Linked DNA regions of Homo sapiens: all the other regions are linked to region 3. Evidence: read pairs that join two places in POLR2A ChIA-PET (ENCODE). Cell type or tissue: HepG2. All regions are shown on one strand. Each heading gives the region's core, and the rest is flanking DNA. Links, peaks and the distances in the headings are about the cores only. Region 1 has its middle 23 kb from the start of HNMT. Region 2 has its middle 59 kb from the start of SPOPL-DT. Region 3 overlaps SPOPL-DT (SPOPL divergent transcript).

The links. ChIA-PET counts read pairs that join two places held together with the same protein. Peaks named below come from ENCODE experiments on the same cell type or tissue, not always from the same donor. Only the 100,000 strongest peaks of a DNase experiment are listed, where the experiment ranks them.
Region 1: POLR2A ChIA-PET joins it to region 3 with 6 read pairs; 2 of 35 experiments call an interaction of 5 or more read pairs at or near these places.
Region 2: POLR2A ChIA-PET joins it to region 3 with 5 read pairs; 5 of 35 experiments call an interaction of 5 or more read pairs at or near these places.

Annotation. Positions count from the first base shown.
Region 1 is chr2:137,937,642-137,946,213 of GRCh38, reverse strand. No RefSeq gene overlaps it. Among named protein-coding and RNA genes, the nearest start is that of HNMT, 23 kb to the left of the region's middle. In HepG2, for the core only: no CTCF peak of the experiment used is centred there; DNase peaks (open chromatin) are centred at 2,543, 2,923, 3,353, 3,723 and 1 weaker place; H3K4me3 peaks cover 1,900 bases.
Region 2 is chr2:138,437,693-138,448,566 of GRCh38, reverse strand. No RefSeq gene overlaps it. Among named protein-coding and RNA genes, the nearest start is that of SPOPL-DT, 59 kb to the left of the region's middle. In HepG2, for the core only: no CTCF peak of the experiment used is centred there; a DNase peak (open chromatin) is centred at 5,086.
Region 3 is chr2:138,486,358-138,497,231 of GRCh38, reverse strand. It overlaps SPOPL-DT (SPOPL divergent transcript), which reads left to right. Exons shown (of 2, transcript NR_187149.1): 2 at 1-6,169. Among named protein-coding and RNA genes, the nearest start is that of SPOPL-DT, 9.9 kb to the left of the region's middle. In HepG2, for the core only: no CTCF peak of the experiment used is centred there; DNase peaks (open chromatin) are centred at 4,873, 5,841 and 6,331; H3K4me3 peaks cover 856 bases.

The DNA of each region.
Region 1 (8,572 bases), core at 286-5,285, 550 kb after region 3:
GGATACAAGGTAAAAGAGGATGTCCAAGAAGACTGAAGTTAAGTATTCAGAACATGGAGGAAACAGAGGCAGTCCACGAAATAAAGATCAAAAAGCAAAATAATACTACCAAGAGCAATCTCAAATTGATAAGCAAAGGTTTATATCCAGAGGCCAAGAGTGCTATGAAAAAGAAAATTTAAAATACAATAGCCAAGATAGATTCAGTAAAAGGGTTAGGAGATAAAATTAAGGATATCTCTTAAAAATATAGCAAAAAAAAAAAAAGCCAAAGTAAGAAAAAAAAAAGTAGAAGAGGGATTTGGAAGGGGTAGAACCAGAAAGATGGCATCATGAAAAAAACTTAATGAAAGAGCCATGCTGAAAGATGTGGGCAGCCTCTAGAAGATAGAAAAAGCAGAAAATTAATTCTCTTCTAGAGCCTCCAGAAAGATATGCAGCCCTGCCAACAGCTTGATGTGAGCTTAGTGAGATGCATTTTAGACTTCTGATCCTAGAACTATAAGATTATAAAGTTAGGTTGTTTTAAGCTTCTAAGTTTGTAGTAATTTATTACAGCAGCCATAGAAAACTAAAAAGGACCATATTGCACTTGTCACTTACTACCTTCAGTGGTGGTTTCAGGACATTTACTCTAGTCCTGTGTCCTTCATCCTTAATCCCTGATCCCCAGGAGTCTTTCCTTCCCATAGTCTCTGTTCTGCACCCAGCCACCTCTGCTCACTGCAGTCAAGCCAGTCTTACCTCCTTGCTGGCTCCTGATTCTCTGGATGCCAGAGTGTCATAGAGTTATCCCAGACTCTGGCTGTCCTAAGGGTGGGAGTTGTCCTGCCCTTAGCTCCTAATAAAGACAGCATTGACAAGAACACTAACACTCCGCTGACCCCCAAGAGCTTCTTTGGCATTATTATATGGACAAAGAGGGCCTGTACTATGTCTCCCTCCCACCCTGCCCCCTTGGGGCTCATGCGCTTCTGTGACTTTTTAACACGTGAATCCTAACTATCTTGATTCAACTCTTTATGCACAGTTTTTAAACAATAACAACAAAAATGCTGTCAATTAGCCAGCTCATCTCTGGCTAAATCCTTGATGTCAGTCCTAAAGACTATGCTACTGGAGTTCAGTTCCCGCCAATCCACAAATAATTATCGAGTAAGGATCCTTTCTTTCAGAGTTGTGAAGGATTGCAAAGACTGCTGAAAACTGTGATCTTCAGCGAGATGTTTAAGGGGAAAAGGGTAAGTAGATTTATCAAGAAGTAAATAATGACTAAGGCATCCCAGACTGGGCTCCTGAGTGCCCAGAGCTGTTGGTAATGGGGGAGACAACATGAGTGATAGGAGAGATCTGGAAGAGATGGGGAATCTGCGGGCGAGGTCAAGTTCACCTGAGTTCAGAATCTAAGTCATATAACAAAGTCCCTGGATCAATACCAATTTGCCCCAATTACCCATTTTCCTCTGACCTAAGACTAAAATCAAATTATACTCAGATCAGCATGAAAGGAGGCTTGGTGGGAGTTAATATCCACAACGTCTGTCTGATCTCTTTTACTGAGGTGGCCTGTAAATGTAAACAAAACTTGCAACAAGGATTTTGCATCAGGCTGGCAAAACCTGATTTTAGGAGACAACCACACTGTTGGGGATAAAGAACAGATTCTCCTGTCTCCAATGATCCTCCAAGGTTGTTTTTATTATAATGGAAATTTCCAAGGCTTTATGCAGGGCTCACATGTTGGTGAAAGAGCTGCTGCACCAGCAGCAGAGATATAATTGTCTTCTGCTGTTCCTGAACTCAGCACATGGCTGTTCATTAATTAACGTTGCACCCCATGAGCATAACATTTCCAAACTGTGGGTTACTAAATAAGACCTTAGTGAACACAGTACTGCTGCTCCTTTCTGGTATGTACTTCCAATTATAATTTTATTCATTTTTCATTTGTCATAACCATAGTGAGCTTCTAGCGCAATAAGCCGCATTATTAGATGCTGTGGCATACATATAGATAGATAAATAGAATGGAGTCTATGCCTCAAGGTACTGGAAGCTGGCAGCTAGGGTGACCTCTAGAGGAGGGTAGTATATGCAGCCACCATCATGGATTGAAGAATACAAACTCCAAATTACTTCACTTCACTCTAAGCCTTGTATTTTTACTATCAACATAAGTTTTTCCTTAATAATTTTATTTGCAAAATAAAGACTCAAAATAAAGATTGCAAAATAAGATTCAAATAATGTACAGGCAAAATCATTAGCCTCTGTTGGATACTGTGGTTGCTGGTTAATCCTCATAATAACCTTATGAGGAAAATTACATTACCTTCCAGTTGTATGTAACCTGTATTTCCCAAATGACCATCACCAATGAGTTGAAATAATTGATTGACTATCACCTACATTCTCCTTGTTATTGCCCTCTCTCACCACCTGTAAAGGACCTACCAGCATTTCTATTCAAACAAGCCATTGTTCATGCAAAATGGACTTAAGTCTGTCCACTCCAGCTGGGCTCACCCCACTGGCCCAACAAAGCCTGTGCTACAGTTGGGATCCCTTCTCTGCAAACATGAGGAAACGGGTTTTGCGAATTGGTGAGTTGCTCAAGGGTGCACACTTAGAAGAGACAGACCTGGATCATCAATTTATACTTCTGACTCCAAGGGCACTACCTTCCCTCTGTAGTTCGAGCTGATCAACTTCTCATCTAAATACAAAATCATCACACTTTATCCCACTTGTTTATAATACTTCATATTACTTCTTACTTTCATAATCACACAGATTAGTTTCCTTTGGCAAATAAACTAGAATTGTGACAATTAAGTGAGAAGGTTAGGGCAGAAGGGATGTGGTCTGAAAGGTTTCATGAGACCAAAGGGCAGTGGCTCCTGAGGACAGGGAGCACAGGGACTCATTGTAAAGGACCGAGTCAGGGGCAGCACAAAGAGCAGGCCTCATTGTCTGTCTGAGCAGAGCATAGTTTAGTCAACATTATGTACTTAAGGCTAGTAAATACACCACAGACTTCATTAGCTAAACAGCAATCCATATAGATATTAACCAATTGCTCACTCTATGCCAAGCACATATGCCATTGTTTGGTGACTTTCACCTATTCATACAATCTTCTCAACAAGTCTATAAGGTCCTTTGGGACAGAGAAAGTCTCCTGCATCTTGTGCTCCCTTACCACTTTTTGCTTAATAGATTTTGTTGTTTCAAATTCTAAAAGGAAGGAAATTAATTCTTAACCAAATGATATTTCTCAAACAGGGTCAGTGCCCTCTCTTGGGGTGCAAATCCTATGTATCTTATTCCAACGAGTAACTCTGTAGTTAATCATTGATACGGCAAGTTCAGGCTTTTGCTCTTCCTCTTTGAACATCAGTGGGTGCATTTTATTTCTCTCTCTTGCTCTCTCTCTCTTTTTTTTTGTTTTTTTTAAAGCAGGATTAAGGAAGCCAAACTCTCAGCCTCATGAAGAAAGAGCTCATTTATTGCAACTAAAATATCTTTTCTTGGAAGGCCATGACCTCAGAAAAGTAAGCACTTTACTTTTTCTAAGGTAGCGAATATTTCTTCTCTCTTACTTCACACAAGTATTGAACCATATATTATTCCTGCTTGATCCCCTGATCTGTTCACTCCTGGCTCCTTGTTCCTCTCTCATTTTCAAGTGAGAGCTTCAAATTGCACAGGAATTCCAACTGCCCCATTCCTTTTACTGTTGACATTTCTATGAGCTTCAAGTACTCAACGAGAATTCTGTTTCTGTGTGTTTACCAACTGAATTGGCATGGACAGAAGGGCACATACCCCACACCATTTGCAGGAACTATTTCTTATGATCAGTAATTTTAAAGCAATGCACCTCCTCGGGCTCTTAAATATGTCATCCCAGGAGCTGCTGCTCCTTTTTTCCCATCTCCTTCATCATCCATGTGTCAGACATGCCTCAGGCCTGCTGGGCATCTGCTGTTTATCAGTGGGCCCCTCTCCACCCCCAGCCTCCTGGGAAAGCCCTCTGAGGAGTGAATTATTGGAAACACAAGCATTCACAGAGAATACAATGCAAATATTTTAGTTCCCAGTTTGGCAGAAACAGGTAGTGAACTAACTGAAGGTTTACTCACTGAAGGCTTGTTCATAGCCAAAAATAAAAACAAAAAATAAGTAACTTCTCTGCATCTGTGGTTACTAAAGTCCTCTGGGAGCTTAAAAAGGTAATTTTTGTATGTTTTATTTGATCTTTGTTTTGAGAAATAACTAAGGACCACACATTTTCTATAATTCTAGTGATATTTTGATGAATAAAACATCTGCAAGGCAATGCCACAGACTTACTGAGGGAGACAAATATATATAACAAGACAATTATAGCAGGTGCGAATAATGCAATAATAATGTTGTTTACCAATAGGAGTGCAAAGGAGAGTCCCTTAGCACAGCCTATAATGGAGTGTGGAAAGGAGAAACCAAGAAATTCTCTGGAAAGAAATGGCATCAAAATTGAGGCTTAAAGATCTAATAGTTGCTATCTTTTTAAAAAGGAAGAGATTGGTAGAAAAGAGAAAAAACTTTTTTATTTCTGTTGTCCTTTAACTAGTATTTATTATTAGCATGCCCTGGGAAATCTGTAACTACTGCTTCTTCAGAATTCATTACACCTGGTGAGTCCCATGGGCCGAGGCCCCCATATAATTTCTATGCCTTTGCTTAATTAAGACACTGTGATAGACTGGGCAGACATTTCCTGGCAATTTACGATCAGCTGGAGGAGCTTAAGTCTTAAAGCAATGCTGTGAAAATATGCAGTTATGTTTATATAAAAAGTAGTGAAATTATAACCTTTTCATGTCTTGATCAGCCAAAAGTTGAAAAAGTACATTGTTGTGGTTGACAAGCTGCATTTATAGTTTTTGTTCTTTTCCTAATCACTGAAAGGCATTCACAAATAAACAGGAAGAGAGAGACACACACTCTGAGTTTGACACTTGCTCTTTTTCATTAGGTATTTGGATTCCAGGTCAATGTGAAGAACTTCCCTAAGACACATTGCTGGCTAACACTGGGATTAGTTACTCAAAGAGCTTTGTAGTGTGACCGTCATTAAGACTTTTATGGATGTCTTTATTTAATCAGATAGGTTTAGCAGAGTTCAGCCTATAGACTGTGGAATAGACAGAATGAGCCCAATGCTTGTCTTATAAAATGTTTTGAATTTGTAAGTTCTAAGTGTAACACTTAGATCTTTCACAGATATCACCATGTAGTACAGTGTTATTCACCTATCCAAGTTCATAGAAGATTCCAGTCTCTGCACCAAGTGTTTTCCATCTATAACAGGGATAAAGTTTTAGAGGTATTTTCTCACTAAGTTTTCTTATGGTTGGACTGATTTCTTTCCTTGCACCCTGCTCGGGTCTGACTGTTTCTGCCTTCTAAGAATTTTTTATGTTGAAATTTTAACCCCTAAGGTGATGGTATCAGAAGGTGAAGACTTAGGGAGGTGATTAGGTCATGGGCGCAGATCCACATGAATGGGATTAGTGCCTTTATAAGTCACTCAAGAGAAAGCCCTCGCCTCTTCTGCCATGTGAGGACACAGTGAGAACGTACCAATTATGAACCAGAAAACAGACCCTCAGCAGACATGGAATTTGCTGGTGCCTTCATCTTGGACTTCCCAGATTTCAGAATGGTGAGAAATAAATTTTTGTTTTTTATAAGCTACCCAGTCTATGGTATTTTGTTGTAGTATTCGGAATAAACTAAGATACAGTCAATTGCATCATTTCAGCTGAACTTTGAGACTGAAATCTTAAATAAACGAGGAGGAAATGATATAGGACAGTTGCATTCAGACAGGAAGGGAAAGCAACAGAAAAGCTTACCCCTTCCCATCCTGTCAGATAATGGAGGCAGAAAAAAAAAAGTAGAATAAAAAGGTTCTTATTCCCACTGCCCCACATAAGAATCATACGTCAAATGCAAAAGTCTTTTAGGAACATAGAAGTAAGCGTGGGGCAATACACAAATATCAGAGGAGTAGATTATTTTCCAAGGCAGAGCCTGCAGGCACCTAGAACAACTTGTGCCTTCAGCTGGACGCCAGATCCATGGTGGTTCCAGAGCAATTCTGTGGGAAGACTGGAGAATGGGTTCAGGTGATGAGTCCACAATGAAGCCCTGACTCTCCATTGTCTGAACTTGTTATGACAGGGATTTAAGATTTCCCAAATGCTCCAGAAGGGATGTGGAAGTGTTGAGAAAGGAGTGGGCAACTTGTCAGAGGCTTGGGGTCAGAGTGGATAGGATAAAGTGAGGGTGGACTTGAATACACACAGATACCTGAAACCTTGGACTCCAGGGAGCCAAAGCTTCACTCCAAAAGGATAGGCAGAGCTAGGCATAGCTCAGCAATCCTCAGACAAGGAGAGGAGTTCCACCAGCCTGTCCACAGCTGGGCATAGAGGGTATCTGAGGACTTCGCATGATCTGAATTTTTTTCTCTCCACTGTCACAAGGACAGAGTAAACCCCTCATACATCTTGGTGTCATTCCAGGGAAGTTCAGGAGTAGGAGAGAGAATCTGAAAGTCTGAAAAGCATCTAAAACAGATTGTGTTAACTAAATGACATGTCAATTACTAGATCAAACCAAGATCACAGGACTGCCTCCACTATCAGTGGGGGTGCAAGTTTACAAAGACTAGTCTACATATAGAACACTAAAAGGCCCCTGTTTTTCCCACATTTGACTCTAACATGGGTACATTTGCAACCCCACTGCACGTGTGTCATCTCATTGAGTTCCCAGAACAAACCTGCAAGGTAAATATTACTATTATTCTGATGAAAAAAACAGATCCAAAGAGGTCATATACTTTACTCCCAGTTTTACAGCTGGACATGTAATGTAGAATCAGTTCCACATTTGCATATAGATCAGTCTGAATCTAAAAGTCATGGTCTTCCCATGATGACTCATGAGTTTCTTTGTTTCTTGAATGTGGAAACATACAATGCTTTGTGTATGAAGGAAGATAAATGTAATTGATGTTGGGTATGCAATTTGCCTTTTGTCTTCAGGGACTCTTATTGGGACCTGTAAGGAGACATAAAGGACAAAGTGTTGTAGTCTAGTAGGTCTAAAGGCAGTGTGGCATAACAGAGAGATGGGTACAGAGCCTCTAGAAGCAACAGCGTTAATGTTAGAGCTGAATGTTACACCTTTGGAGCTGTTGGAGAAATGAAGAAACACAAAAATAATTATTGTTCAGGAGGTAGCAAGTGGCATGTGGTGTTGGTTTAATTAGGAGAGGTGAGAGCAGAGCTGAACTATTCAATGAAACAGACATTTATTTAGCTCTTAATATATATATGACACAATGAGAGAATACAGTGATACCTAAACCATGACAGGGTACAATAGGATAAAATATTATACAAGATGGTGCACTGAAACTGATTTTTTTTTCTTGTTTTAAAAGCAGCTTCTTTCTTGCTCTAATCTTTATAAAACTAAAAGAAAATCTGCACCTGTTTGGAGGAGATATGGTGCAGAGCTCTCAGGAAGGACTGAGCCAGTTAATAAATTTGCAGCCCCTTTTCACCTTGTCACCATCTCGCTCTCTACAGCAGTATCTGTGGCCTCTATCACACATTTTGCTTCTCTTATTTTCTTTATACTCTTATCCAGTTCAGCTTTGTTTGTCGGCTCTTATGCAACCTACACAAGTGGAATTCTCCTTGGACTCTTTTGTCTCCAACATAAATTGAAAAACCACAACTTTGGCAATGGCTGTGGGACACATTTCAGTGCACTCATATCTCAACCAACGGAGTCAAAGGGATCAACTTGTTTTTACTGACAACCTAAAGACAAAGGCTCTTCAGGGCTATGAGAAAAGCTTACTTTGAAAGTGCGGTAAAGGGGATTTTAAAGAAGAAAACAAATGGCAATTGAATTTTACTGTTTCCAGGAAACAAAAAATTAGAATTTTAGACTCTTAAACTCAGATTGCTGGAAAAATAATTGGACCTTTATTTGTTTGCTTTAGAGAAGAGAGAGAGAAAAAAAATCCCTTAATTGTCCTGCGAGAATTAACTGCAGATGGAGAGTAGGTTCTTAGGAATTTCTCACAAGGGAATCAATGGCACATCCTGCCCACCCTGTCCCCAAGCTAGATCAGCAGATTCCTGGCCAGGAGCCCACAATTATCACGTGACTTCAGTGGCACCAGCAGCTCCCCTACATACCTGACCCAACCAATAGCTCATGCTGAGAATGGTGCCTGAGAGGCCCCAGTGAACTGGCAGGGTGGCATGGGGCTTTCTTGCTAGAGAAAGAAACCTGCCCAAACCATGACTTTGCAGTGTGCTCAAGGTTTACATGGGGTTTTCTGGAAAGATAGTGGCGGGGGTGAAAGCCACGTATCTGTTCTTTGCCATTGCCTTTTCCTAGGGCCTTAGTTCTCTTGCTCTTCATTCTTACCAAGACAGAAAATATTGAGCAGTCACAGGAACTCTTTTCTTGTATGTGCAGAGATATCATGCAC
Region 2 (10,874 bases), core at 3,075-8,074, 49 kb after region 3:
GCAGGCACAAGGGGAGGAGGTAGAGTTCCTGGAGTCAACTGACAATGAACACAGAAAGGAGGGTCCCCTCTCACACCAGCAGAGTGTGGAGTGTTATATCTACTGCCAGAGACCTACAAAGCAGCAGGGAAAAACTGGAGAAAAAACATCTTGGCCTCTCCCTCCTCCTACCTTCTGATCTCCTGCCCAACTGGAAGCCCAAGGACAAAGGAACAAGGGTGATAAGTCCTCAGGGGTCAGCTTTCCCAGACCACAGCATATTAGAGAAGGTCAGAGAATGGTAGTGGTGGCAATGGTATTGAGGGGTTGGCCAGTGAGAATGATCAGCGCATACTTGTCATTTTATGTGATGTTGCTGAAGGAACACAAAGACTTTAACTCTTCAATAGGTCTCAAATATTTACTCCTTTCCACTGGTGAGTGTGTGTGCAGGCACACATGTGCATTTGCCAAGTTTCCACCAAAGTCTTCGTGAAGCCTTGATCTTTTCCTAATTTGAAGAGAAGGTGTATTATCTTTAAAGCAGGAAACAGGTGGTATCTTAGGGAAGCTCTTCAAACAATGAGTCTGCTTTATTTCCTGAGTTCCTAAGCCCTATTTTATTTGAAAGAAGAGAGAAGAGCCAATGAATTTTATGGCCTGAGAACAATGTTATCCATCCTTAATTGTTTTTTGCTCAGACTGACAATCTTCTTTTTGATCTCAAACTGTTGTTTGATCAACTCATTTTTCAGTTCATTTTTAAAATCCCTTGAATTTGTATTCTTATTAAATTCATCTATAGCTTAAAGCAACTGTGAGGTATTTCCATCTCATTTTTAAGCTATAATTTCTTCCAAGCTGGATCCTTTTACTTTGCATTAAATATTTGTTTGTTTCTGCCATGAGATTTATTTTAATCTTGATCATGCCCAGGTAATTCTCCATTGATACAGTACAGGTGCATTCTTCCTACCATATGAGAAGAATTTGTTTTCCTCTTAGCCACAGGTAGTGGGCTGACTACTTTTCATTGTCTCCACTTTTCTACAGCCTGAGAGAATGGCAGGGGCAAGAGGCCCACCCAGATTGAGAGAATGTGTATAATCTTCATCTTCCTTAGAGTGCCTGGTCTCTGTCCTCTTTTGTGAGGGTTTCTCAAAGCCCAGCACCAGCTTTCTATGTTCCAGTCCCATAGAGACAAATTTCCAGCTCTGTGCTTGACAACCATTTTTAAAAAAATATTGGAGTAAAGCATAGGTCAAGCATCAAGGAATTAAGTAAATTGACTTTTCTAGGTGAAGCCAGAAGACCTTAGATCTAGAAAGCCTGTAGTTTTCTGAGAAGATACAAGTCTTACTTGGCTCTCTTTGGATCTGTTACCTATAACTAGTGGCTACATAATTTCATTGTTGGCTATATCACTAGAAAGAGAGGATGGCAACCAAGAAGTTGGGAAAACCTATGAGCATTATCCTGGAAACAAAAACCTAAACAACAAAGTTAGGCAGAGATCGTTCTAAACAGTACAACAAGAAGTGAGTCAGTGAAAGGAGCTAAGAAATAACTGGCTTAATTCCACTGACATTTCCATAAACTCCAGAGGGAGATCTATAAAAAAATTATATAGTTTTTTGTCATTGTAATTTGATTTTTTTTTGTTATTTTCTTCTCTTTATTTAAAAGTCTTTAAAAATATTACAGGGCTTTTGTGTAAAGTGGATATACTTTTTTTTAAAGTGGATATACATATTTTTTCTTTCTAGCATTTCTCTTGAGGACAATCCCTGGAATTTTGCTGAAACTATGAGGAAAGAGACAGTTTGCTGGTGTGGGGAGGGCAAGGGATAGGCATTTTTTCTGTAAAGATGATGGAAGCCTAGAGCTGCTGGTGGTCATCTTTGCCACTATGTGGGAAGAATCTGCCCAGAGAAAAACAGAGATAGAATGGGAAAGTCAAATCTTTAAGACGTAATTTGAGCATTATGATCTAGCCATGCCTGAAGTTCATTGGTGGAACTTCCCAGCTAGAAAGCCAGATGAGTCTGTTTCTTCCAAGTAGTTTGGGTAGGCTTTTTCTTACTAAAAGAGTTTTCGTATTAATATATTTTGTTTCCTAGGGAACTAATGGCTGGACTTTAGAAATAGCTAGGCCTGCACTTTTTTCCCTGCTAAGAAAGGGAGTACTTAGCAGCTGTGTTGAAGAAAACACAATAAAACAAAGAATAACAACGAAACAGCTGAATGATTTAAGTCACCAAATGGCTCCTCCTGGAAGCAGGGCAATCTATGATTATGATGTTTGTCATCTCAGGTGATTTGGCTGATTTGCCTAGGCAGGTGAGTATCCTTTCCCTCCCTTTCTTGTGTTTCCTCAACAAAGTTCCTCATCAGGTAGTGTACACATCAGGGGATTTCCTGATAGGACGTCGGGATGGGGGAACCCTTAGGAATTGAGGATGGGGTGTTACTACTACTGCTTTCGCTTGTGTGTGACTTTGATCTTCCCGAACCATGGACTGTGTCCTCTCTTGCTTATTCATTACAGTATTCCCAGTGCCCAGGACAGTGTTAGCTGACTATGGAACTTAATAAATGTTTGTAGCAGAAACTATTAACTTTACTTCTATGTCAAAATCAGTTCTGCTGGAAGCATTCTTCTCAGAGGAATTGCACAAAAAGAGAGGACTCAGAAAGGCAAGGAACCAAGTATGAGCTTAAGGCCTAGCTTATGGCTAAGAGGTACTATTAGGTACTTGACATATTCTCACAATTACTAAAAAGAACAAATTGTATGCAGGGAGAAAACAAATGCTGCAATGTAGTATACATCTGTTTTGCATCAACATTTTAAAATTGTGCTAATTTTGTGATAAATGACCTATTTTATAGCCACAAATTTTAGTTCTTAAGCTATCACTCTGTGATTATCAGTATTTTGCCTTTTTAAATTACACAATAAAATTCTAAATAATAATGTATCATGTATATGCCATGAAAATATAAACTTTGGAAATCAGAAGAGAAACAACATTACTTCATTCTTTTTTTTTTTAAATGGAAAGTTGTAAAGCATCTTTGAAACAGCATGATAAAGATCCCAATGCAGTTCAAGATTTGCTTATCCGATTGCTTGACTTAATGAAATCTATGGAACAGGCTGACCATCTGTTTAAAATTAGATAGTAGGTTGGGAAAACATGACATCATCATTTGAGACAGCCTTAGACAAAGTTATAAAGCAGGTGAATTTGGCCTTCAGAAAATGCTGCCTTTTCTTTTTAACCTGATGCTAGCCAGTTTTCAGTACTGTCTTCTCTCTATGTTGACCCTGTCTGAGAAAATAATCAAACATACCAATCTGGCCATTTACTTTTTCTTTAAAGTGTTCTAATGACCTTTGACTCCTTACAGGATAAAATCCAACCTCTTTAGCATGATAACTTTTGTTTTTGTGATCTGGAACCTTCTTATCTCAGGAATTTGCCAGCATATTTGATGTATTTTTGAGTTCACTGTTTTTTTGTTTTTGTTTTTGCCCCACACTATTGGAGGTCAAGGGGGTCTTCTAAATAGCACACATCTTGTCATCCAAGTTCTGAGTACATTAAAAATAAGACAAAAACAAAAGTGTAAGGCATATGGGAACCCAAATGTGATATTTGTTACCGACAGAGCTGATACTTGAAAAATTGCCTACTGGTGGACAAGTGGGCTTTCTAATACCAGTCCCCAGAATTAGATAACTATACAAACCACATCACAGGCAGTTCTGGATGATAGCAAAAGCCCCCTGACAGTGGGTGGCAATGTGCCCGGATAGTACCATATGGAAGCAGCACAGCATAAGGTTCTTCCTATAGACAACTGGCTCCCAAGCAGAAGGAGAGAGGAAGTGGCTGCACTGCTTACACCCCGTCTCTCCTTTCAAATTTTCCCATCATATTAAGATACTTTTCTCAGAGGAGGACTAGTGAGCTGGGGGTGGGGTGGGGAGAGGAAGCCCCGGGCTGTGATGCAAGTGGAAGACCCACCATATGGAAGGGAATATAGGAGTAGAGAAGAAGCATCCCTCCAGTAAGACGGACTGAACCTCCAGCTTCACTACTGTTATTGCCAAAGCACTGAGTTCTTTTAGTGAGGATCTATTTTTAGACTCTTTATTGCTTCTATGTCTGAAAACATCTTTATTTCTCTCTCACTTTGGAAAGATTATCTAGTCTGATGGTTTTCAGAAAAGAGAATCAGAAGTTTTCTAGATCTTCCACTGAGGCTATTGACAGGGAAAAGGGAGGGGAAACTGTTAAGCTGGTAGGATATGGGTTCTACATTCCAGCCGTAGCGATTCCCTCTTTATTACTTATATATATATTTACATATTGAGTTTCTACATAATATTGTTTAGAAGAAAGGATCTTATTAATAGATAAAATCTAAAAGATGTTATTATAATCTAATCCATCTTATAATAATAACAAACACTTAATTAGCACTTATTATGTTTCAGAAACAACCTTAAGTTATGCTTGTGTGTGTATGTGTGCATAAACACACATGGTAATTTAATGCTCGAGACAATCTTATGAAATAGTTATAATGATATCCCCCTTTTATTGATGAGGAAACTGAGGGACAAATATTTTATCTTTTCTGAAGTTACGCAGCTGGTAAGAGGCACAACTAGAACTTGGCCCCAGTTTTCTGAATTGGGAGTGTATATTATAAACAATTGCACCATTGTGAGTTCTAGAAAGTTAGAATGAATCCCACAGCTAGATAGTGGAATGAGGAGAAAAACAAGAATCTAGATTTCCTCACTTTCCTACTAGACTTTTGCTACTACGTCATAGCATTTTCAAGGTGACCACCTACTCTGTGCTTATATAATGTTGAATCTGACCAACTTTGTGTTCACTGTTGCTGATGTCCTTAGTTTAGTGGAGATAATGACTCCAGACTTGGATATTTAGCATCCTAATTGATTTCACCTGTTGGATGACTCACAAGCATCACAAACTTTAGAAGTCCCAAACAGAACTTGTGATTCCACACCCCATGAACTTATTTGCTCTACTCATCTTCTTTCAGCAAATGACATCATCATTTTGTTAGTTGCTCAAGCCAGGAACTTGTTCATCTTTTTTTTTTTTTTTTTTTTTTTTAAGGTGGAGTTTCACTCTTGTCACCCAGGCTGGAATGCAATGGTGCAATCTCAGCTGACTGCAAACTCCGCCTCTCGAGTTTAAGCGACTCTCCTGCCTCAGCCTACTGAGTAGCTGGGACTAGAGGTGTGCAGCACCATGCCCGGCTTATTTTGTATTTTTAGTAGAGACGGGGTTTCACCATGTTGGCCAGGCTTGTCTTGAACTACTGACCTCAGGTGATCTGCCTGCCTTGGCCTCCCAAAGTGCTGGGAATTACAATGCCCGGCATTGTTCATCATTTTTAACTTCTTCCTCTCTTCACCTCCCACATCCAACCCACCAGCGAGTCTTTTTGGTATACACATGGTAATACAAAATACAGCTGGAATCTATGTAATTCTTTCCAACATGGTACCATCCTAAGAAAAACAACACAGTAGCCATTACCACCATATCTTTTTCTTTGTTCTCCCCAAACAGAATGAAATCCCTCTATACACCACCTGTCCTTTCCAAGGTTTACACTCAATATACTCAACAACAATACTCCATCCAATCCTTTTTACTGTTTTGCAACCCCATATTGTGAGAAATAAATTAAAAGTCACAAACACCTCAAAATTTACCCTCAAGAATCACATTTCACAGAATTTTCTTTTGAAAAGGATAAGAAATTATAAATACACACAAAACTGTCTTATCCCAATTTATTTTATGCTTGATCTAATTTCTAATTCATACGGTTGCAAAGTTGTTAGAGTAAGCTATTCAGGAATATTATGGAAATTTGCCACAAAAACCTTTTGCTGTTTCAGTATTTAACTTTTCAAGATTTGATATCAAAATATATACTTGGGAAAGTTTAATTTCAAACAAAGTCCTTAAGCTGTATTGAACTTGTTTAGTTTAGTCATATTTTAATCTTCCTGTTATTATATTGGCATGTTACAATTAATGGCCTATTTGAAATTCCATTAAATCTTCTATTATCAGCAGTTCATAACTACAGCATAAAAATTTTTCTCTAGGCTGAAACTTGTTATACAAAGGTCTCAGCCTAGAACCAATTAAAAAAATTAGTCATTAAGTAGTTTGTCTTTGAATGCAGACTTGTCATTTTCATTATTTTTGGACTAAGCTGTTTAGCCAGGTCTATACTACTCCATGCTAATGTTCTAAAAATTGTTTTTGAAATGTTCATGGAAAAAGTTATGGGAAATACAAGGAAAAATACGATCTCGTTTTAGACTGGGGAATGATTTGGCTCTTTATGTCCAGTATTCCCCAGTTCTGTATCTCTCTGGCCCTCCCTTACCATCATATAAGTCTCAGTTCCTCTTCCAAGGTTGGAGAGGATCTGTCTATGCAAAGTGAAGACTAAAATTTTAATCAGATTTTCAGTGACTCTACCTGTTTTTAGTCCTACATCCACCTCTCATTTTTAGAGGTACCAGGTACCATCTGTTTCTTTGCCTCCTTGGGGTTTTGCAATGAACGTCTGTTCTTCTTGGTTCAGTGAATGGAATGATAAAGAGTACCGCTACTTAAGTTCACATCTTGGCTATATCATTCACTAGTCTTTTAATCTTAGATCAAATACTTAACTTCTGGCTGGCCCAGTGGCTCATGCCTTTAATCCCAGCATGTTGGGAGGCTGAGGTGGGTGAATCTTGAGGCTAGGAGTTTGAGACCAGCCTGGTCAACATGTTGAAACCCCATCTCTACTAAAAATACAAAAACTAGCCTGGCATGGTGGCATGTCCCTGTAATCCCAGCTACTTGGGAGTCTGAGGCTGGAGAATCACTTGAACCCAGGAGGCGGAGGTTGCAGAGATTTGAGCAACTCCTGGTGGCCACGATCACACCACTGGACTCCAGCCTGGGCAGCAGAGTGAGACTCTGTCTCAAACAAACAAACAAACAAACAAAAAACAAAAAAAACACTTTTTTTGAGCCTCAGTCTCCTTATCTACAATGTAGGGATAACAAACTGTCATAGGGTTTTTGCAAGGATTAAGTGAGCTAATGAGGGTGATGTTTAATGTAACAGAGGAATGGATCAGGCAGAACATGAAAGGCCAGTTAAGGACTTGGCTTTTACTCTAAGTGAAGTGGAGAGCCATTGCAAGGTTTTGAGTGGAAGGGTGACATGATCAGATTTTTAAAAAAGAAAACAATCAAGGTTTAGGATTTTTCTGACAGATTATATGTTAAAGAAAGAGAAGTGTCAATGTTGATTCCAAGAGTGTTGACCTTCAGCAAGGATAGAGTTTCCATCAACTGAGACAGGCAAGGCTGTGGGTAGAGTGGGTTTGGAATGGTTGGGAGCAGGAATTTTGTTTTGGTTCTCTGTTGGACATTAAAATGAGGCAGTGGAGAGAAAGTTATGGGCAGGAATGTGACAGTTGAGAGTCTTTGCACTGAAATTGTGTTTAAAGCCCTGAGAAAGAATGAGATCACAAGGGAGTGAGTATAGATAAAGAGGACTGTGCCCTGGGGCACACTAATACCAAGAGCTCTGGATTAAAGAGGATTGAGACTGAGAAGGAGTGCTCAGTGAGGTGCGAGGACACCAAGAAAGTTGTCCTGGATGGCAAGGGAATGAAGTGTATTGGAGAGAAGTGAGGGATGAATTGTGTTTCATGTGGCTGATAAGTCAAGTATAACTAGGACTGCTGGATTTAGTACAGTGAAAGTCATTGAAGATCTTAATGAACAATTTTCATGGAGGATTTGGGGAGAAAGTAAATGAAGTGGTTTTACAAGGTAACTGAAGAGGAGGAATTGGAAACAGCAAGGCAGATAACTCTAAAGGATTTTTCTGAAAAGGGAATAAAAGAAATAGAGTAGTAGCTTGCAGGGGTCAGGAATCAAGAAATAACAGCTTATTTGTATATTATAGGAATCAACTCCCATGAACAGCATTCTGGAATACTATACAGTCCACTTCTAGATGCAGAACTTTTACTTATACAGCATATCCTCAAATAACATCGTTTTGTGCAAAGTCATTTTATTATGCCATCAATGAAAAAAATTAATTCTGGGACAGGGTCACTGTCTGTGTGGAGTTTGCATATTCTTCTTATGTCTGCATGGATTTTTTTCTCAAGTACTTATGTTTCCTCCCATATACCAAGACTGTGCATGTTAGGTTAACATGTATGTCTAAATGATGCCAGTCTGAGAGAGTGTATGTATATGTGTGTGTCTGTGTGTGTGTGCATGTGTGTGCCCCACAGTGGAATGGTGTCCTGTCCAAAGCTGGTTCCCTCCTGGTGCCCTGAGCTACCAGGAAAGGCACCAGCTACCTGAGACCCTGAACTGGAATAATCAGGTTGGAAAATGAAGAATGAATAGAAATGATGGTAAAATAAAAATTAGTAAAGTATACAATAATCATACAAATCCAGGACAATAAACAATTTGGCATAAAAGCACTCAGTGAGCATAACATATTTATGGTTTTTTGGACTGTGTGGTGGTTGGAGGTGCTCATTACAACTTTCACTTTGCAAACATTTATTTCTCGATTGAAACCACCACGACTACTACTGCTGTGACTCACTGATTCACTAAAAATTAGATTTAAGTAATTATCTTACTTGTTTTTATTAATCTTTCTGAAATGTACATGTAGGCCACATTTATTTCAATGTTTACTATTAGAAGTGGGTCTTTATTAAGAAGTTTGGTGATGTTTTTGTGACCAGAAATATGCCACAGGATCTTAACTCTTATTTATATCAATTAGCCTATCGTAAAATCAGTTTTGTTGAATATCTCTTTGTTTAAACCTACAGTTTCCAAGAATCCATTGACGATGTTAAGTGAGGACTTACTGTAATAGTTAATAAATGGAATCAATTTGAGAGAAGAACATTTGTAAGCCTAAAGCACAATGGTTAATTGCATGTATCAAGTTATGTAGTCAAAATGACTTATCTTCAAATTCCAACTGTGATATATATTGGCTCTTTGATAGGAATAATTATGCCTACTTTGAAGGGTTTGTTGAAGGTGGCTTCAGTCAACCAACATTCATCATATGCCTAATGTATGTCAGGCACTGTCTTGGGTGCTGTGGATAGAGCACTGGACAAAACAGATAGTAAATGCTAATTATTTGTTACAATGCCGTATCATAGAAAACGCTCAATAAATATAGGTTGTTCTGATAATTATTTTTTTCTCTATTGTTATCTTCATCAATATTAATTACAGAATATCTGGAGGGGACCAAGGTCATGAAATATTTAAAAATTTATAGTAAAATCACTGATCATTAGAGAAATGCAAATCAAAACCGCAATGAGATACTATCTCACACCAGTCAGAATGGGTATTACTAAAAAATCAAAAAATAACAGCTGGCGAGGTTGTGGAGAAAAAGGAATGCTTATACACTACTGATGGGAGTGTAAATTAGTTCAACCATTGTGGAAGACAGTGTGGCAATTCCTCAAAGACCTAAAGACAGAAATACCATTCAACCCAGCAATCCCATTACTGTGTATATACCCAAAGGAATATAAATCATTCTGTTATAAAGACACATGCACACATATTTTCATTGCAACACTATTCACAATAGCAAAGATATGAAACAAACCAAATGCCCATCAGTGACAGACTGGATAAGGAAAATGTGGCACACACTTACCATGGAATACTCTGTAGCCATAAAAAAGAACAAGATCATGTCCTTTTCAGGGACATGGATGGAGCTGGAGGCTATTATCCTTAGCAAACTAATACAGAAATGGAAAACCAAATATTGCATGTTCTCAATTATAAGTGGGAGCTAAAAGATGAGAGCGTATGGACACATGGTGGGGAACAACACACACTGGGGCCTATTGGAGGGTGGAGGGTGGGAGGAGGTAGAGGATTAGGGAAAATAACCAATTAGTATTAGGCTTAACACCTGGATGATGAAATAATCTGTACAACAAATCCCCATGACTCAAGTTTACCTATGTAACAAACCTGCACATGTACCCCTGAACTTAAAATAAATTAAAAAATAATAAAATACAATTATTTGACTATTAAAAAATCTGGAGTATAATGCCTAAAAGAAATGTGAAAATATTAAAGAGAAAAGGAAGCAGCATTAACCAGTTTCTCAAATATCAGAACCAGGAACAAAGAGTAGAAGGAAAGATATTATGGCTAGATATGAAAACAAAATATCTCACAAATTGAATGAGCTGTCTAATTGTGACAAGTGATTAACTCTCAGAGGTAATATTCAGGCAGCACCATCAGGAATGTTGTATTGCGTATTTCTATTTGAGAGTGATATTTTAGACCTGGGTGTTTCTAAGACCATTTGTGGGTCTAAAATGTAATGATTTTATAAATTTCTTTAGATATAAATTATTCATCCTGGTTGGAATTTTGATTGATTTGTTCTTAGGTGGTTCATTTACCTTCTTTAGGTCTCAGTTTGGAACTCATCTGTAAAAAGACTTCTGGTGGGTTTTTAGCTCTAAATTACTTTAGTTAATTAATGAAAGCAACCTGAAAAACTATTTTTTCCATTGCCAGGCATGTTGGTGCTTGCCTATGGTCCCAGTTACTCAGGAGGCTGAGGCAGGATCACTTGAGCCCAGGAAGTTGAGTCTACAGTGAGCCATAATGGCACTACTACACTCCATCCTGGGTGACAGAATGAGACCCTGTCTCAAAAAATAAAAAATATTTAAAAAAATTTAACAAAAACATGTCTTCCCATTTGTTTTTAGT
Region 3 (10,874 bases), core at 3,052-8,051:
TTTCACCATGTTGCCCAGGCTGGTCTGGAACTCCTGGCTTCAAGTGATCTTCCTGCCTTGGCCTCCCAAAGTGCTGAGATTACAGGCATGAGCCACAGTGCCCGGCCAACACCCTTACCTTTATGTTCCCAGTCACATTATGTCAAATATTTCAGAATGCTTCTTTGTTTCAAATTAAATACACATTCATAAATTTACTGCTTTGGTTCTTTGGATAATCAATCAGTCAGGTCTATAGGAGAGATGATTTTTGTTGTTTTTCTTGTGAAAAATGTGAAGAATAAGTTGAATGGTTGGCATACTGCCACATCTTATAGCCATTGAGTTAAATATTCATTTGAATTAGGTTTAAAACGTGGTTGAGGCTCTTGAAATGCTAGTAATCCATAGATTCTTTATCATTAGTGCCTCACGCATTAGAAATAGCAGTACTTCTGCTGGGGAATGTATCATCTGGGAAAAGTCTTGGCTACCCTACCTGCAGGTCCTCTATTCATAGTGTAATAAAAGAAAAACAATAAAAATGATCTTTTCTACAAGATTATCCAAAACTCCTACAGCATCCCTCCAGGCATCAGCTGAGGGCTCTTATTCCAAAGTCACTTACTGTTGCTGGAATTCTTTTATTCTGCCAGGATCCAGGCAGTCGCTGCTGCCATGATCTAGTCCCTAATGACCTCTCTCTTCAGCTTGGCCAGCTAAGCTCTCTCCTGCTGGCGCCCTGGCCCTGCCCCTTCTCTGCTCTCAGGTAACAGAGAAAGAGGAGTTGTGGTTGGCCCTGGAACCTGGATACAGACCCAGGGGAAGTCTAAAGCTCTCCACTCTGTTCAGCCAGAGGCCACCAGCCTCTGCACCAGCCCTAATTGGCTCTAGAGGTGCAACTGATCGGTCTCCTCCTCTTTTATCTCTGCTCAGTCATCACCATGTCTCCAGGTCAGGGTCTGTGGTCTTCTCAGAGAGACACACCCTCCTCCCTATCAGGGCTGTACCTGGCTAGAAGAGTTTGTTTAAACATCTGCCCCTGCAGTGCGCACTGGGTGGTTTCCTGTCTTTGTGTCCTTCTCCTAAATTGGAGCCACTTCATCCCAGTCACCTTGGAACCTGACTCAAGAAATGGCAGTTCCATGCCTATTTCTCTGGACACACAAAGGGGTCCTGTCTCCAGGGTAATCTCAGATTGGATCACCCCTTGTTTCACTTAGACTCAGGTGCCCCTTCTCCCAACGAGGATGCATATAGAATAGAATTAGGCCCTGCTCCCAGACAAGCAATCTAGAAGTCCATTCTCATTGGTTGACCTTCTGTGGTGTTCCTGAAATTGCCTTGTAGCCAATCAGACACTAAGTAAACCCAGGAGCCTTGGAACCTCTGGACCTCAGTTTTCCTTGACTCACTGATTTTCCACTGGTCTGGTGCCTCAGAAGAACCAGATTCTCCTGTTCAGTCGTCACTTCCCTTCTGCTGCTTCCCTGCTTTAGAAACTAAGCCCTGTCTTGCTTTTGTCAATTCTGTATTTATACCCCTACACAAAACTGAATGGCCACTGGCCTCCAGATGGTTCTCCTACACTTCAGTCTTTCACTGCTAGCCTGCCTGCCGAATTGGAAACCCTGGTATGACCATTTCCAAAATTAGAAACCAGACTGCACCATCTCCCAGGGGCACTATGCCTGCATCTCTCAGCACTCAGTCGAGCCAACCTCTGCAAGTGTCCCAGACACCCTTCCTTCCAGTCTCTTCTACTCCCCTCCCCCATATTTCTGGCTATGGTGATTTGGGCTTTTGCCTTCCACTCTTTGCCCAACCTTGCTGAAGTCTTAACACATTGGACCTCCCCTGCCTGAACTATGCCAAGCAGAAGAAAGGCGAATTCAAGGGTTACCTAAACCCTGGATATTCTTTCAGAGGCCTCATCACACATCCTATCAAACACTGGAAAATGTCCTATCCCACATGAAAAGCACGACGTTTTGTTATGAAAATTAAAGGAAATCATATAATTTTCCTCTTGAAACATTTATTAATTGCATTTTATAATTTGCTTTGTGTTTTAGAGCCAGGCCATTTTCTTGTCCAGCTCTCAAACAATTTGATAAGACTGGGAAATGCTTATGAGCTCTGGGCACTGCACCTATAGTGAGAACTTGAGCCTTAAAGGATTAGAAAAATGCCTCTGGGAGGAAAGCAAACACACACGTCTCTATGATGCAGTTCAAGCCCCTCACCCCCATCATCACTTAAATCTCTCTCTTGCCCAGTTTCTATATCCTAATGGGCTTCTTTGCCTGATCCCCTGTCTTGGCTACTCACCTTCTGCCAGCAGCTCTCAGACAAACACTCCCCTTATTCCCAAAGCAAGCTGGCCTGCCTGGATTTCAAGAGTTTCACCAGCCCCTAGATTCCCTTTCAAGCCCTTGTTCCACCTCTGAGGACCCTGCCCCCAGGCGACTGCCACTTTGGACTATGGCATTTGTTTGCTTGACCCTGTAGAAATGATAACTGAACTCTCTTAAGGCTGCAGCTTCATCTGGCTCTCTGGAGCCCCAGCCCCCTTCAAAGCCCTGATCTGGGATTGCATATTGGGTGCTTCAGTCTTTCCCTGCCTGCTGGGACTGACCAGCAAAGGCCATTTGTGTCCCAAGTAGGACAGCTACCAGAAATCACACTTCACATTTTCCTACTTAAGGTGCCTGCTTACATTTCCCTGTGCTTTGAGTGTCTCCTTCTCTAAAGGAGCCTTTTATGAGTCAGTTACATGTGGCATCCCTGCTACACTTCTCTGTGGCTTTTCTGATCAGTTATACAGATTAAGAACATGTACAAGAAAGCCAAAATATCCCCAGCAATTACCCCAGGTTACGTCTCTTGTAAATGTTAACCATTACTCAGTTGAAATAGCCATTAATAGTTGGCTTTTGTGTTCCAGGATTTCTGAGGTCACTGAATTACTAGTGATTCTGCAATTTCAATATATTTCTTAAAATTAAATTACACATATTTTGGGTACACAGTGATCCAGTTAAGAGGGAGAGTCTGCAATTATATATTTTTGTCTCTTTAGTTTCCTTTCTCATTTTTTTCCCCCAGAAAGGAAATTAGACTAGCCTTTTAAAAATGGTGTTCTGCTACAGTCTGCAATTTTGAGAGGAAAGGTGATGAATGCCTTTATTTTCATGTCGTCAAAAGCTCAGCAAGAATTTGCGTCTATTTTGACTGTGGAGCCTACTGTGTGCAAAACAGGTGTGACAAAATCCCCCCTATTAGAGCTGTTTTCTTTCCATTTTCTATTTTAAAAAAACTTTTCTCTCTGTGGTAATCACTTAACCCTAAAAGGCCTGGATATTTATACAAAAAGGTACCATGCTTCATTTGTTAAATACTCTTTCTCTTCTGAGTTTGATTTTAATTTTAGTTATTTAATTGTTTGGTCCAAGATAGACTTAAAACATCTTATTTTGAAAGAAAACATGATTAAGTTCCTGGAATATTTACTTGATCACTTGAACCAATCCATGGTGTTCCTCCATTGGCATTCCTCCGCGGGACGTGTGATGACTAGCCTGCTAGTCTTGGAAAATACTCCTCCCCTGCCCTTCTCTGTCCTTATCTAAGCTGGCTTCTACAGGCTGTTTTCCAGACCCATGTGTCAGCTGGCTTCCTACTGGGCTAGGCTAACAGGGAGCACTGTCAGGTGATTGGAGGGTAGGAGAAACCAATATATCTCCCCATCTCTTTCTGCCTTAGGCACCATCCCCTGCAGCTGTCTCCCCAGCGGCTCCCTCTCTTGCTGGACAGGCCTACCATGAAATCAGCCCTGGGATCTGACAATACTACCTCCTCCTGCCACCTACTTAAAAGTGTAATAGTTTCCTGTGGTTGCTTCTCTGGGGAAGAATTTCCCCTGGATTCTTCTCAGTTTTTCCATCACCTGTGCAACAGATTCCTTGTATCACATTCTTTGTTTGAAGAAATAAGTGTGGTTTCTGTTTTTCTAGTTGAATTCAGCAGATTTATCCATTTTGTGTTTTCGTAAGGGTCTTACCCTGCTTAGGGGAGAAGGAATGATTTTCACAGGAAAGCAGTCACATTCAGTTTAGGAATCTGCCTGTGCTTCCCCCGATGGCTTTAGTAATGTCATTATTTTTTCCACCTCTTACTCCCCATGCTTGCTCCTCACCTCCCATACCCAACCTGTGTCTCTCCTGCTTCCTCCATTCTTAGAGCATATGACACCTATCTTCTGGGGTCACATCCCCAGAGGTACACAATGATTTGTTTTTGTTTATTTTTAAATTTCTTTTCATATAGTGTCCTTAACAAGAATGTCACTGCTGTAGGATAGGATAGCAAAAGAGCACTGGGTTTTTCATTCAGAATGTGAATCAGTGTGGCTTGTTTGAATCCTATAGCCTTGTCCTGCACAACAGTGCCCTTGATAGCAGAACAGGAAAAAAGATAATTTCACCACAAATCTATGAGGAGAAAATGAGATGAAACATATGAAAGGATTGTGCAAAAGATAAAAGGCTAAAAGAAAATAAAAAGAAAAGGCCAGGTATGGTGTTTCATGCCTATAATCCCAGCATTGTGGGAGCCCAAGGCAGGAGGATCACTTGAGCCCAGGAGTTCAATATCAGCCTGGGCAGCATAGAGAGGTCCTGTCTGTATTTAAAAAAAATTTTTTTTAACGATAAAATGCTAAGCAAATAAGAAGTTATTATTTTGAAATAGTAAATAAGCCTAAATTAGTTGTTTTCCTTGAAACAATTGTAATTTTAAAAGTTACCACAAAGGTATTTCTCAACTAGAATTTATACAGAAGCTTAACAACATCACAGTCTTGATTTAACACATGATTTCTCAATCTCAGTTCTATTGACCTTTGAGGTTGGATAATTCTTTGTTGTAGGGAGCTGTCTTGTGCATTGTAAGATTTTTGGTGGCATCTCTACCAGTAGCACCCACCTGTCTAGTTATAACAAAACATTTCTCAACATTGCCAAATGTCCCCTAGGAAAAAAAAAAAAAGAGACAAAACCGCCCCAAATTGAAAACCACTGATTTAACAAAACCTACTTGGAAAGATGTGCCTTCTTTTTGATATAAGTTGTTAAAACAAACAATAATTAAAAGAAGTCTGGCTTTTCATAGATTATTTGGGAAAAATCTTTTAAAAATGCAGTTCAGTCATAAAATATAACCTTAAAGATCCAAAAACCCTACAGTGAAAGTCAGTGGTGATTGTCACAGCAGTAGTGTGTGTTACTAAGTATTTACGTTGGAGAAGCTAATCTTCCTGTTAAGTATTGTGGTCGGACTACCTAACCAAGATGTCCTTTCTTCTTCATACAATTAATAACATTGTTATTTTTACTAGGTGTTAAAAAAAAACACACTAACACTTTATATCTGACTACTGTATGTTGAAATCCTTTGATGTCCTTTAAAAGGCAAGGTAACTCAGATTGAATATTAGTAGGAACATATATTTCACTCTTGACTCATATATTCTGGGTTTGTACTTGTATGGACTACCTTGAGTAGCTGCAGGACTTAGAATTTTATGAGCATCACAGCTAAGTCATGGTCTGTAGAATCATTCATATTTCAATTCCTAATATGGTAGTCTTAGCTACCATTTAATTTCTAGAGAACTGGAAACCAAAGTATAACTATGTAAAGTCTAGAAATTATTGTATTTAAAATATTGATTCCAGGTCTCCAAATATGTCTCTTCTAGCTTATATCAATAGGTTTCTAAAACCAGTTTTTCATCTCCACTGTGTCAGTTAGCTTTCTTCCCAGCTAAAGAAAATATTGACCAAAGCAAGTTGCAAAACAGGTGAAACTGGTTGTAGTAAAAGAGTTACTTTTTGCTGGGAAGATAAAAGAGATGTAACTACTGTCCTTGACATGAGTATATTGCTAAGCTTTGTGGACAAACATTCTGAGATTGGTAAAATACTTACTGCTTCAGGAAAATTACACTTATTTCCTCATCTATGATTTTGCATTCTCCTAGTTAATCTTCTTTTGGGGGACAGTGAGCCTCCTTTGAAGGACTTACGGGCATTAATAATAATATCACTGTACAAAAATTAATAATATGTATTGCTCTTTTAAAGATACTTTTGTACAAGATATTTTAATAAAACAATCTTATTCAGTGCTGCTTATTGTGGTTGGTGAAAAATAAATAAATAAAAACTATCTTATAACTGAGGCGGGTGGTCAGAGTTTTGGATGCAGACAGTGGGATTAAGTTCAGTCAGAAAGTTAGGGCACTTTTATTTGCCGTCATGCTTTTGAATTTGAAGGACTTTGGACCAAGCCTGCCTCTCCAGTTCACTGTCATGTTCTCAGTTCATCACATATTACATCTGGCCTACGCTTCACATCTGTCAAGCCTCTGTGCAGACATTTGGATCTGTAAACTCTGCCAGGACAAAGCTTGGGCTAGCATCCCATACTATAAATGACTATTCCTCAGTGGAATATTTTGTTTCCAAAAAAGAAATCTATTTGAGGTATCAGTGCTTGCCCCATCTGTTTTTTAAGATCTGAGAAACAACTATGTAAATATACATAGAAATGATTTGAGTCAAAGCTCTCATTCTCATCATAAATAAGGAAGGAAAGGCACTGACGATGGGCCATTTCAGAGTCCTCCCTGCTATCTCTGATTTAGAAAAAATATATGATCAAGGTGGAGTAATAGAACTAGATTTACCCTCCTACCTGTAACAACTAAACAACAACAAAAACAGACAAAAGACATGAAACAATGGTTTTTATGACACTAGATATCAAGCAATGGACATGGTGATTCTTGAAATATAGGAAATAAAATGGATGAGACCTACTATTGCCCCAGTTTACTAATTTGAGAGAGTTTTCAGGTCATGACATGTGGTAGGAGAACAGAGGTGAAGCCCAGTTATGATTCTGAATTGAGGCAACATTGCTGAGAGTCCAGGAAGATCAACGCAGTGAGATTTCTTAGGAAAGAGTGATAGAGGAGAGAGAGAGCTACACAGAGTAAAGCCTGGGGGTCTGCAGAGGGATCTCTGTTAAGTATTCAGAAGAGTTTTGATCATGACTATGAAGAAACTACATGAGGCCTAGAAAAGGACCATCTGGAGGAGGTAGAGAGAACATGTGGCCATAACATACATAGGACCAGAAGTAGTGTCTGTTCCCACTACCGGCCAGATTGGAAAAACTCATAATTCATAGACACTGGATAAAGTACTCAAGAAGGTCTTGCCTCAGTGGTGGGAAATAATTAGCCCTAGCCTGAGAACTGCTCTCAACCTGCCAAACAAATCATAAAAGCAACATCTGAAAAGATCAAACTGTTTCCAAGTAACTTAACATCATACCTGAACAAAACTCAAGAAGATTTATGAGAGTTCAAAAGTATCCAGCACCCAACAAATTCACAAAGTATGCATGCAATCAAAGATTACCGGGCATGCAAAGAAAAAGAAAAACATATCTCATAATGGGGAGAGCAACCAGTCAATCAAAACAGACCCAAAATTGGCACAGATGATATAATTAGCAGAGAGAGACACTAAAACAATTATTGTGACTATGTTCCAAATGTTCAGAAAGCTAAGTAGAGATGGAATATATTTTTAAAAGACCCAAATCTGGTTGGAATTTCTGGTGGGAATATAAAATGGTGCAGCCACTTTAGAAAAGTCTGGCAGTTCCTCAAATTGCTAAACATATAGTTACTACATGACATAGCAATTCTACTCCTAGGACGTACCCAAGAGAAATGAAAATATTTTCGCACAAAAACTCATACATGAATGCTTATAGCAGCCTTATCTTTAACAGCCGAAAGGTAGAAACAACCCAAATGTCTATCATCTGATAAACAGATAAAATATGGTATATCCATAAAATAATTGAATATATTTAGTCATAGAAAGGAATAAAGCATGGACAGACACTGCAACCTTGCAAACTGCTAAGCGAAAGAACCAGACACAAAGGCCCATGTATTGTATGACTTCACTTGCATGAAATGTCCAGAGTAGGCAAATTCATAGAGACAGAAAGAAGATAGTGATTGGCAGGGATTGGGAGATTGGAAAGTGACTGCTAATAAAGGTGAGGTTTCTTTGGGAAGTATTGAAAATGTTCTGGAATTAGATGGTAGTGATGGTTGTACAATCTTTTGAATACACTGAATACCACTGAATTGTATACTTTACATGGGTAAATTTATGGTATGTTAATTATATCACAACAATGATGGTTAAAAATAGATGCAATCAGAATCAATTTATCTTTCTACTACCATGTTAGTTGTATAAACTATCTTCCATTTCACTCCTTCTATTCTGTCCCTAACCCATCCCATCTTTCCACTAATAAGGTTACACAAGGTTACCAATGACCTGAATGTATCTAATTCATTGTCAGCCTCTGTTCAGTTTTTCCTAAATCTCTCAGCAGCATCAAAATCTCTCAACATTGCATCCTTTTAGTAACAGCAGCATCTTCTATAGATTTCATGAAATACACTCACCTAGTTTTCTCTTACCAGACTTTATAGCTGCATACTCATAATCTTCACTTAAATGTCCAGTAGGTACCTAAAGCCTAACATGTATATGACAGAATTCGGATCTACTTGCTGTAACCACATCCTACAAATACGCATTAGGTAGGCCCATACCTACTCCTGCCCTAGTCTTTCCCATGAGAGTTAACACACAATCATATATCCAGGTGCTCAGGCCAAAAACTAGGGAGTTGTTTACCATGTTTTATTGCTCTCTTTCCCTAATCCTACCACATCAAATCCACTGGCAGGTCTTAATAGTTCTGCCTCCAAAAATCTATGTGGAACCTATCTCCATTCTCCAGTTATTTATTCAGAGGTTAAAGAGGAGACTGGAATGGTGCCTGAGGGATTAGATTCTATCTGGTCTTGTGAACTGTTACATGAACATTCACCTTTATTCCGAATAAGATACAGAGTTTTGACCAAAGTAATAACATGATCTGATTTAAGTCTTAAAAGGATCACTCTGACTTCTGTAGTGAAATTAGACTGTGGGGGAAAATGAAAATAGGGAACCCAATCAGGAGGCTATTGAAATTTTAAAGAAGGATTATGGTTCGGACTAGAAAGTTGGGGGCAATGGAGGTGCAAGTGGTGACTGAGTTCTATTTATACTTTTAATATAAATAGAGCCAAAAAGATTTGCTGATAAAGTAAGGATGTAGAGTGTGAAAGAGAAATTAAATGATGCCAGGACTTTGGTCTGAGCAAATGGAATGATGAGTATGCCATTTCCTAAGTAGAAGATTATTGAGTGAGCATGTTTGGATAGGAGGATATAAATTTGGTTTTTAAAATTTCCAGTTGGAACTATTTATCAGGTACCAGATAGAGCTATCAAAAAGGATAGTGGATATATAAGTCTGGAATTTAGAGGTGAGATCAAACTGGATAAATAAATTCTGGAATTTTCATTTTATATGTGATATTGAAAGCCACAGAAATTAACAAAATCATAATGTAAGCAGCATAGATAGAGAAAAGTTCATGGGCTTAGCCCTGGGGGCCCTCCAATAGTTAGAATCAAAGAGACAAGGCAAAACTAGCAAAGTAGGTTGTGGTAAAGTAGCCAGTGAAGTAGAATAAAAACCAGTTGAGCATATTATCATTTTCAGATAGGCAGAATTGCAGCATATTTGACTGCTATGAAGAGGGAAAAATTTGGGACGCAGGTAGAGCAAGATGAATTGCTAGAATTATATCCTTCAGTGGGGAGGAAAGTATAGGATTAGAACTAGAAGACATGTTGGTCTGGATAGGCACAGGGTGTTCATTTATAGTAACAGAAAAGAAGGCAGTAGGTGGGCACAGATGCAGAGATACAGGTAGGTATTTGGTAGGAGATTCTGGAGGTTCTCTTATGAAGGACAGATAAGATCATTGAAGAAGAGAAGAGAGAAAGTCAAGGAACTGAGAGGCCATGGAGTTGAAAGGATCATCCACGTGAATATTACAATCACCAAGAACTATTATAGGAATAGTGTTTGATAAAATGTCAATCAGCTAAAGGCTAAATCTTTAAGGAATAAGGAGGAGTGGTCAAGGGAAATACAGTGAATCATAGCAATATGGTGGGAAAATATGATATTAAAAGCTGGGGTTTTAGGGGAAGAAGAGAAAATGATCTGGAAGCAGTAAGGAGCCCCCCACTGGCCTAGTGGTATGTGGCATCTGAGAGAAGATATTGGCTCTACTTGAGAGGGCTACAGGAAAAGCTGTGTTTCCAGGGGAGAGAGAAAGACACGTGGAAATATGGAAATGCATGTATTAAGTTTTTGGCTGTCACAGTAACTAGTGGAATTCTGTGTCCAAAGAAGAGACATGCTAAACATCCTGAAAGGTAATGGCAAGATTATATGACATGGACATATGCTACCCAAATGCCAGTAGCACCCCTGTTAGGAATCTAAAAGTAGAAAGAACATTCAGAGAAAAGGCTTGGATTGATTGTCTTAGTTGAATTTCTCCAGAAACAAATCTTGATTGTAAGTAATTTATTCAGAAGTACTGGGAAAACCAGTAAAGGAAGAGGGAAGTGATCCAGGGAAAAGAAGGCAGTCATCCAATGCAGTATCGAGCCAAGGTACTGCCATGGGCAACTGGAGTTTAACCTTATGGGAAGCTCAAATGAGGAAATCTGAGAAAGGAGAAAAACACACTCCTCACAGTTATTTAACCTCAAGAGTGAGGTAGCTGAAGTGAATACACACCAGCTTCTGAGAGTCATTGGTAGAAGGCTGCAGATCTGATGAACATGAGCAGAGCACTGACAGCCTCTGTTATAGGATGT